Linked DNA regions of Homo sapiens: all the other regions are linked to region 2. The links are chromatin contacts, found by Hi-C in ENCODE. All regions are on one chromosome and are shown on one strand. Each heading gives the region's core, a stretch centred on a gene start or an enhancer-like site at or near the end of the contact. The rest is flanking DNA. Distances are from core to core; before and after follow the strand shown.

What was found. A loop is a pair of places that touch in the nucleus more often than their neighbours do. Pooled maps may share reads with other maps.
Region 1: a loop to region 2 is called in a pooled map, with 9 times the contacts of the local background. The contact joins the promoter of TIAL1 here to the promoter of LINC02930 in region 2. A Hi-C loop is called at or near these places in 3 of 37 single-sample maps with no recorded cell type and 1 of 50 pooled maps.
Region 3: a loop to region 2 is called in a map with no recorded cell type, with 10 times the contacts of the local background. The contact joins the enhancer-like site here to the promoter of LINC02930 in region 2. A Hi-C loop is called at or near these places in 3 of 37 single-sample maps with no recorded cell type and 2 of 50 pooled maps.

What each region holds. Positions count from the first base shown.
Region 1 is chr10:119,595,400-119,598,751 of GRCh38, forward strand. TIAL1 (TIA1 cytotoxic granule associated RNA binding protein like 1) reads right to left here and starts at 1,565. Exons shown (of 12, transcript NM_003252.4): 1 at 1,035-1,565. The coding sequence starts at 1,066. LOC105378512 (a long non-coding RNA gene) reads left to right here and starts at 165. Exons shown (of 2, transcript XR_946358.3): 1 at 165-593; 2 at 1,215-3,352. RefSeq lists silencers at 578-677, 1,088-1,197 and enhancers at 796-1,794, 1,208-1,797, 1,795-2,792, 2,688-2,777.
Region 2 is chr10:120,606,546-120,609,889 of GRCh38, forward strand. It overlaps LINC02930 (long intergenic non-protein coding RNA 2930), which reads left to right and starts at 2,037. Exons shown (of 5, transcript XR_002957103.2): 1 at 2,037-2,228.
Region 3 is chr10:121,752,715-121,756,013 of GRCh38, forward strand. The region is part of intron 11 of ATE1 (arginyltransferase 1); the gene reads right to left. Among named protein-coding and RNA genes, the nearest start is that of FGFR2, 160 kb to the left of the region's middle. RefSeq lists an enhancer at 1,537-1,596. Within about 2 kb of position 1,542, at least 4 of the 41 ENCODE cell types and tissues checked have a DNase peak (open chromatin) inside an H3K27ac peak, as active enhancers do.

The DNA.
Region 1 (3,352 bases), core at 315-2,814, 1.0 Mb before region 2:
GCCCAATTTAAACATTTAATTAAAAAGTATTCAGACTTAAAAAAAAAAAAAAAGATGCAGAGAAAAGGAGTGCCACACTATTCAGAAAGGAATGCAAATGCTGAGTCATCACTCTTCATTGGAAAGGAAGGAAACCAGAATTAAGTGGTTGGAAGATGGAATTCATTCATTAGATTGAGCTTCAGGTAAAAAGCAACAGCAAGACAGGAGAAAAAGCGTTCAGAAGACACACATCAAATAGCGGATGAAGACATAATTTTAGCCAACTCTGAAGCTTTCGACGCACAAACAGATTAGGAAGAGGCAACACCTAGAGAGCAAAAGGAGTTTAACAACTGGTTGTCAGTTTAGCGTAGGGAGCGCTCAAAGTAAACTTCTTTATCCAAGAAGGGAAAGATGCTCGGGCAGCAAAAGGTATCCCTTATGTACTTCAAAAGTAGCGGGCGCTAGGCGGGTGTTTCTGACAGCGTGGGCGGGGGCACGTGGGGCATAAAGAGAGAAGGGGCTTGAGTGGTGAAAGAGTGTCCTGCTTCCTCCGAGAGCTTAGCTGGGGAGAAGAGCTGGGAGCGACTCGAGCTGAGGACGTGGAAGGGGTGAGTGCTAATTCCTCAGGGCCCGCGGGGCCCACCCCCGGGCCCACCCCCAATCCTACCCCCGCCAGGCCCTTCCCCCGTGGGCGCCGGCAGCTCCAGGCCCAGCCCAGGGCGTCCAACGCGGAGGGGGTGCAGGAGTTCTCCTGGGCCTGACAGCCTCAGCCGTGCAGAAACCCGGCCTAGGGAGGGCATGCAAAGAAGGACGCCAGAGAAAAAGGTCGAGACAAGCCCCAGACCCCAGGAAGTGACTGTTTGGGGGAAGGGAGGATTTCCTTCCCAAGGAAAAGGGGACAGATGAGGAATGCACTTCGCGTCCACGCCGCCCTGGTCAGGGAGCCGCCTAGAGTCCCGGCTTCGGCCCAGTCTCTCCTGCTCCCTCCCTTAGCGTCCCGCGGTGCCCGGGCCTCTTGGCGCCTGGCACCCCTCGTCTCGGGTACTCACAGAGTCCGGGGCTGCCCGTCGTCTTCCATCATGGTGGGTGCGACGGAGCGATCCCGGGACAAGGGGGAGGGCAGGGTTGGGGAGGGGAGGGGGTGGGGAGGAAGGGGAGGGGGGCTCTGGGCACCGGCTGGGGACAGAGGAAAAGGCACCGAACCCTGCTCTCGGGCTCTCTCCCCCCAGCCCGCTCCGGACACTGCGCTCCAACCAGGAGGAGCAGGAGGAGGAGGAGGATGAACAAAATGGCCGCCGCCACCAGCCAGGCAGGAAACAGGGCAGAGCGCAGGCGCGACCCGCCAGGTCACCGCTCAGGCCAGCCGCGACAGCCTGCAAGGGGGACGACCGAGGGGAGAGAAAAAAGGGCCGCCGAGGAAACCCTGGGACCCGCTCACGACGGATCACGTCGTCGCTGTGGGCCTCTGGCCGGCCGAAGCCCAGCCAGCTCCGGGAGAGATCGGGCAAAAAGAGAAACGTCGTGAAGCCGAAGTCTCTGGGAATTGTGGTCCTGGAAATGAGAGAGGGAAGCACTTCTGCAGAGGACTTCTGGAACCTGTGGTTAAGAGGAGCCGCCGGCGCCCACCCGCGCTGGGACGTGAAGAGGAGACTTCTGGGTAGTGTAGTCATACGTGAGGACGTGCGACGACCAGGAAGTCGGCGGGCTGGGAGGTAAAGGGAAGAATAAAAGCGACATTGAAAGGCGGGGAGACCAAGTGGGGAAAAGCGCTGTCTGGGAAAGCGAACTACAAGTCCCAGAGTTCCTCGCGCCGGGGGCTGTCCTCGGACTGCTCCAGGCATTGTAAGGCTCTTCTGTTGGCCCAGTCTGAGCTGCTGCTCCGCCTTCGTCCAGCCCGAGAGCGGTTTCTTCAACTGTGGCTCAGGCAGCACTCTCCCTCCGCGTGGTGTCCGAGCCAGCAGGGCCGTCCGGCCCTCCTGTGTTCATCAGAACGGCTGGCTCGCGTTAGTCAACCGCCGCTTCGCGCGACAGTCAGAAGAGAGGCTGTGCTGGCGGGGACCCGGAGGGGTTGGGGTGTTTTGGGGACTCGATTTCCCACAAATAGGTATTTCTAGCCTATTTGTTAAATACAAGTAGGTGGCCTGCTTGTAAATTGCTTTACAAGTTTCAGAGGTTTCCCTATCAAATGTCTCATCGGATAGTGGGGTAAGAAGAGGAGCCCTATTATAATGACTTGCCCAACTCCCCCCGTATTCTTGGAGTTAAAAGAAAAAAAAATCCTTGGGCAGAGACGTGCACAAACATAAAGTTGCGTTTACAGACATCAGTCATGTGGGCTAGAAACGCAGTTTTGCATGAAGATAGGGGAAGCCATGTTCATACTAGCTCTGCATCCCTGTAGAATTTGTCTTCTCACCCCCCACAACAGTTCCTGGTGTGCTTTTTTCCTCCTCTAAGTACCTTCAGGAGAAAGTACTTGGTCTTGTAGCTTAGTGAAGAGTGGCGATGAAGAAAGATCTTTCAGCCCATTGCCAGAACTTAACTGCCCCGGTTAGTAATGGCTTAAGAGTTGCTTCTGCCGACATGTACTAAGTGCATGTCGACCTCTGCAAGTGGCGGTGCGTATGCGTGCCACTGAACATTAATCTTGAAAGCAGAATCAACCATGCAGCAAGCCCTTATGTTGTCCATTTTCAGGGGAGGAAATTTCAACCTGAAAGACTTCATAGAGACACGGCAAAGGAGTTGAGCCCCATAAGAGTCCGTAGGAACAACAAAAGGCTCAGACGCCAGGACCCATGGCTAAAATGTATGGGCTGGGGATGCGGGCGGGAGCGGGGGGAAGGGAACTAAAGCTAGAGAGGACCTTGTAGAACCGTGTTGTCAAGAATCTATTTCATGCTGAGGAATTTGAGCTTTCTCTTCCAGGCAGTGAGGAGCCACTCAAAGGTTTTGTCTATGTTTTTAATTGGACCTAGGTGTAGAACTGGATTTAATTATAATCCAATTCATTAACCCATGCCTGGCCCGCTGTGATAGTTTCCTGTTGATGCTGTAACAAATTACTGCAAATTTAGATACTTAAAACAACACGAATTTATTTTCTTACAATTCTGGAAGTCAGAAGTCCAAAATCAGTTACACTGGGCTAAAATCAAGGTGTCGGCAGGGCTGGTTCCTTGCCTTTTCCAGCTTCTAGAGGCTGCCTGCATTCCTTGGCTCTTGGCCCCATCCTCCATCTTCAAGAAAAGAAGCATAGTATCTTCTTTCTTCTCTGCCTCTGTACGTACATCGTGATTCTCCTGCCACCCCTTTTCATTTACGAGAACCTTTTGTGATTACTTTGGGCGAAGATTATCTCAAGATT
Region 2 (3,344 bases), core at 787-3,286:
TCTAGGGCTCACAGAAGACCAACCAATGATCTGAGTCATGTGGCAAAGAGCACGTAGGGCAGGGTTTGGGTTAGGTATACCGTAGCATTATTAGCACAGTTCACAAACTCTTCTTCCTTTGGGACACTAGTGGCCCCAGGAGGGAATGCAATTTACCTCCGAGAGAGTGACTAACTGGACAAATAAACAAGAGAAGAAAAAAGTGAAGACATTGAAACAAAAAAATTGGCTTATCTGATTTATAAAATAATCTGCTAGAGGGTGGCTGATGTCTTCACAAAGCCTTTCACTTGCATGAACTCCGGGCTGCTGTTGGGAGGAGCATGTTCAAGGGCTCCCTGGCTACTATATCTTTTGACTCTTTGGGAGAGAGAAGAGGCAAGGGCTTCAAATCAGCCTAGAGTTTGAGACTGAGCTATTTGAAATAGTGAGAGGAAAGAACAGTAGCTGTCCTGAACATGCAGAAAGTCTTGACTGATCAGTATCTGCAGGGCAGATTTTCAATCCTTTTAATCCCTTTGAGATGGATTCCACAGGCTCTACTGGGTAGTGGATCCAAGATGGCTGTGTGATCCTGGACAAGCCTCATCTGTAAAATGGCAGCAATACCTGCCCTATCTAACTCATAGAGTGGCTGTCAGACTCAGAGAAGACAACAAGTGAATGCTTGGGGACCTGACCAGTTGTAATGGCACAAGTGGGAAAATGCTTCCCATTCTCGTTCTTTTTCTCTCTCATTCACTTATGTCCCCATATCTGTAGTCAGGCATTTGTGGTATAAATAGCTTGGTTAGGAGTAGAGTGGGTAGCCATGAGCAGGGTGTGGAAGTTAAAATGGCACCTTTGCCAATTCCAGCCAAGCCTATGGCCAACAGCCAGGCCTGGCCTCTTCCACTTGACACTGGCCTGCTGGTGAGACTCACAAGACCTCCTTGCTTTGTAAACATCATCCAAAATTCTTCCATCAGTTGACATCACCATCTAGTGGGGTCTTCTCTCATGGGAACTTCTGCTCAGAGAGCGAATTGCTATGAGTCAGTAGGAATGACTAACAGAGATTCCAGAGAGAAGACACTGCCAGTTCATGGCCTCTTAAAGAAATGAATACATCAGTTAAAAGGCTCTTGTCTGCTGTCTATGACTTTCAGAACAACTTCTCCCAGTTGTCTGACATTGAGAGTAATGGAACCCTTGGGAGAAGTATCAACGTAATTAACAAACTTAGACATAATGATCCCTGATACTTTTAACAAAACATAAAATAACCAAGAAATGTCTACCACTTTATAAGTTCACATTGGAAACACACCTGATATAAATAATGAGTCAGAACAGTGGTTTCACTATTAAAAGTCAGCAGGTTTCATTATTAAAAGTCAGCCAAGAAAACGTGAAAACTTACAGGCTGAAAGAATAATTAAAGGCGATCACTATAGATTTTAAGCATTATTAGTTCTCAAAACTTCTGACTGGCTGATGATGAAGACAAATTCATTCTAATTGTCCTTGATAATTTCATGCTTTTAAAATCTCATGGCAAGACCAACTTGGGAGCCATAGTCCTCAACAGTGGGCATGGTCAGAATGATGGCTGGTAAGAGCAGAGCCCTAATCCATGACAGAATCTGTTAGCCTGCATGGATACAAGTGGGATGATGACTAATGAAGCCACTATTTAGCATTGTATCTAGGATTTCCTTGCCATCTGTAAACCGTGACCCCTCCCTTCAGGCAGTTTTTTAACCTGAGGTGGTTACCTGTTTTTGTTTGCTGTCCTACACTCCTGGCCCCTTGATAGAATTCAACTCTTCTTTGATAACGATTCAGTCTTCCCCTGTTCAAGTGATCAATGTGGGGCTGACCCCACCTCAGCTTCAGAGATGAGCATGTGACCCTGCCTGGCCAATGAGAATACCATATCTCTCTGACCATAGTGATTGGTTAAGGGATGAACATGTGGCCCACAGCTGACCAATCAGAGCTACTGAGACTCAGTTCTATGGTTTCAATGGAAACCACTGAAAAAGAGAAACTCTCTTTTGGCTAGAGTTGCTGTGAGGATGGAATGGGGAACCTGGACAGCTCCAGCAATCTTACTGCAGAAGGTGCTTCTGGGTGGATCCCAGGCAGAGGAATCAGAGGCAAAACATGGAGGGAGTGAACTCCTGAAATCACTTGGGTTCTGAATCCAGCCAAGCCCGAAACCAGCCCTGCCCTGGGCTTTTCAGGTACTTGAGCCAATGCATTCTCTTTTCCTCTTCATCAAGGTTTGTTTAGAGTTTGCATCCCACGTGACTGAACAGAATGGACATTGCTCTTAGCAAGGGACAGTAACCATGAGTCCAAGTCCTGAAACAGAGATGGGGTCCCCTTCCTCCCTTCTCACTGGTTTCCTTCCTCCTGAGTGGGGTCTATCTGAGCCTGGCATTTCCTTCGTGACAGTTTCATTTGCTCCTGGACGGTTCCCTTGCTCACCATCAGCCCTCGGGCCAGCTCTAACACTCAGTTTGTCCAGATAATGTTAGGAACCTGTAAAGAGGAACTCTATGTTGTTCAACTTTTTCTCTCATTAGCACACTGTTTTTCTGTCCCGGGTGATGCAGGCTGAATGCAAAGCAGCAAGATGTGCTGGTTTGAATTCCGTGGCCTTCCTTCATCAGCCTGAGTGTTTGTGTACACACAGCTGGGCTGCAACGTCAGTTTCTGTCTGATGGCTCAGAGCCACAATTTTACCCTGTTATTGATGCCCATTATGTCATTTTAGAAAATGTAGGGATGTGGCTGTCCAACTTATCTGAATATCTGTATATAAATAAATAAATGTACATTTAAATCCATCCTAACTTTGACGTGATCTGAGGGAAAAATGAGGTCTTTGTGTTTTCCCATAGAAATAAGAAGAAAGTAGGTTAATAAACCATCAGTATCACAAGCAATAATGCAACACATGAAATATCATTTGCAAATTATTTTTGCAATTACAATGTTGGTTTTCCATGAAGAGTTGTAGCAGCTGCCTCCTCTCTCAAATAACATATTCACCTGTGGACAGATGGGGAATTGCTAAGATCCCAGCTTATGTTTGTGAAAAGAGAAGCACCACAGTTTAGTGAGCAAGGAGGTTACTAAGCTTGGTGTGCACTCAAAGGCCATGTCTGCACTGTGTGTGATGAAGTGGAGGCTTTGGATACCCATCAGCAAGTTTTATGTTAATAAAATATTTTTTCTTCTATCAAATGCTAAGACCAAAAAGTTTGTCATCTGAATGTAATCGCGTAATTGTCTTGACTCTCAGCTCCATTTTGTGCTCAGAAGAAAGCAGTTGTGTCACGAAATGGAAAGAT
Region 3 (3,299 bases), core at 292-2,791, 1.1 Mb after region 2:
AGGGTTTATTTCTGGACTCTCAACTCTAGTCCACAGATCTGTATGTCTACCTGCATGCCAGGACCACATAGTGTTAACTTTATTATTCTTTTTAAAGATTGTTTTGGCTATCCTGGGTTCCTTTCATTTCCATGTGAATTTTATGATTGTCAGTTTCTGCAGGGAAGCCAGCTGGGATTTTAATAGATCACTGCTCTGAATCTGTAAATGAATTTGAGGAGTACTACCATCTTAACAATATTAAGTCTCCTGATCCATGGACATGGGATGTTTTCTTCACTTATTTAGGTCTTCTGTAATTTCTTTGAACAATGTTTTGTATTTTCCAGAATATAATTTTTGCATTGCTCTGTTAAATTTATTCCTAACAATTCTATTTTAATGCTGTTGTAAACGCAACTGTTGATAATTTCATTTTTAAATTGCTCACTGTTTAAGTGTGTAGGATAAAATTGATTTCTGTGTATGCTGAACTCATTTTATTTGATAGTTCTTTACATTCTTTAGGATTTTCTATGTACAAGGTCATGTCATCTGAGAATAGAGACAGTGTTTCTTCTTCCTTTCCAATCTGAATGCCTTTTATTTCATTTTCTTGCTGAACTGGCATGGCTAAAATATAATATTTCAAAGGAAAAAAATCTATGCAATTTAGTTAAACTCATGATATGTTGATTAAAAACAACATTGGCTCCCAAAAGTCACATAACAAAATATAAATTATATAATTTATCAAGATGATTCTAGCCAGAAAGAACTCCAGGTTAATTTTGATATTATGGTCATTTGGTATCAAAGTCCAGTAAAAGGTCACCAGAGAAAAGCAGAAAGAATGCAAAAATCAGGCAATTGCATACAAAAAAATCACATCAACTTTATCACCTCAGCACATATACTGCTGGTAGGATCTGTAAATACTGGCCAAGTAAAATGCTAATAAAATCTCTTATGATGATGAATAAGGACTCTCAAATTTCTATTCTATGTTTTGACCCCTAAATACTCATCTTAGACACTTCCTATTTCACCGTTTATCTTTATCCTAATAAAGGCGAGGCTTAAAAACTCATAGAATATAATGAAAGAAACGTAAATTAAAACATGCTATTACAGGATTTCTCAAAGATGAGAGGGAAGTTGGTTTATGTGCTGGGGCTGGGCCAAAGAGACATTTGTGAGTTCAGGCTGGCAGGACTGGGCCAATTCTGCCCCATGTGGTCAAGAAATTAGTTACATACAAGGGAACTGAGCATATAAATAAATATACTGAGAAAATGGGGAGGCCAGATTTCTCAGTCAGAGAATGGAGCTACAAGTATGGAAAAGGAGAAGACTAGAACAAACTGTTGTGCTGGATTAAAATTCCAGATACTGGTGAAAACCCATGACTTTTATACCCTGATATAGACATACAGATACACAGGTAGATATAAACGTATGTGTATAAACTCACATATATTGCCTAGATCTGTCTGCTGAGAGGGCTTAGAAGCAATGAAACCCCGGTAGCAATGAGCATACTTATTACTCACATCTTGTATTCTGAATATTACTCTTCACAAAAAATAACTAGGGCTCCTTGGAGACGTGACTAATTATAGAACTGAGTCAGAGAAAGTATAAGATGAGTCTGAAATATTTTGTGCCAGAAAGGAAGTGCTCAAAAAATGATGGGGACTTGTCAAAAGAAAACATGAGTCACCCTGAAAAGGCTCCTACTGGCCAAATCTGAGACAATTTGAGCATTCAAAATAAATAATGAAAGTAACAATTTTATAACACATTGATTAGAATGAGATTCCGTGAGTCAATATAAACAACAAACAGGGAAAGAGGACTGCTTTTCCTTATTGTAGAATGCCAACTAATAAAAGTAGAAGTAGTGATAGAATTAGAAAATCATCATTTGGCAGCCATCTCAGTAATAAGTGATTGAGGCAAGAATCGTCAATGGATGTAAAAACCAGTAGATATAAGTCTGACACAATAGGATATTTACACCATCTCAGGACAGCTTTCTACAAAATATTTACCAATTACTTATTAACATGTACAAAATACTTATCAACTTTACAGTGGAGAAACCTGGTACATTCCACTTCCCCAAGTGATAAAAATTCAAGTCACAGTACAGAGATGAATTAACACTGTATACCTCCTGATATGATGCAATACAAACCCAGCATCACTTCTAGGGTGTTCTTGCCAAAGCTATGTGACCTGAATCTAATTACAAAGAAATACTTGATGAACACAAATGAAAAACTACAAAGTGACTGGACTCTTCAAAAATATCGAGGTAACAAAAGACAAGGATATACTATGGTATTGTTCTAGACAAAAGGGGCCTAAAAAGACACAACAATAAATGTAACACAGGATCCTCACTTGAACCTTAGGTCTAAAAAAACAGAGAGAAAAGTAACATAGGCTTGTGTATGTGTGTATGCATTTTTGTGCTATAAAGGACATTACAGGGAAAATCTGTAACACTTGTACAGGGTGTGTGGATTAGATGGTAACATCTCAATGTTACTTTCCTGGTTTTGATGGCCATGTCTAGTAATGTAAAAAAAAGTGTCCTTGTTTTCAGCTAATACACACTGGGATACTGAAGGACAGTGGTGCAATATATCAGAAACTTATTCTCAAATGGTTTAGAAAAAAATACAGAGTAAAACAGAAAAAGTGATAAGGCAAATGTGGTAACACGTTAATAACTGGGGAGTCTGAGTGAAGGGTATGCATATGTTCTTTGTATTATTCTTGTCATTTTCCTGTAAATTTGAAATTTAAAAATAAAAAATGTTGTGTATTAGTCCGTTTTTACACTGCTGATAAAGACATACCAAAGACTGGGCAATTTACAAAAGAAAGAGGCTTAATTGGGCTCACAGTTCCATGTGGCTGGGGAAGTCTCACAATCATGTCAGAAGGCAAGGAGGAGCAAAGTCATGTCTTACATGGATGGTGGCAGGCAGAGAGCTTGTGCAGGGCAACTCCCATTTTTAAAACCACCAGACCTCATGAGACCCATTCACTATCATAAGACCAGCATGGGAAAGACCCACCCCCATAACTCACCACTGGGTCCCTCCCAAAACACATGGGAATTATGGGAGCTACAAGATGAGATTTGGGTGGGGACACAGAGCCAAACCATATCATTCCGCCTCTGGCTTCTCCCAAATCTCGTATCTTCACATTTTCAAACCAATTATGCCTTCCCAACAGTCCCCCAACATCTCAACTCATTTCAGAATTAACCCCAAAGTCCAAGTCCAAAGTCTCGTCTGAGA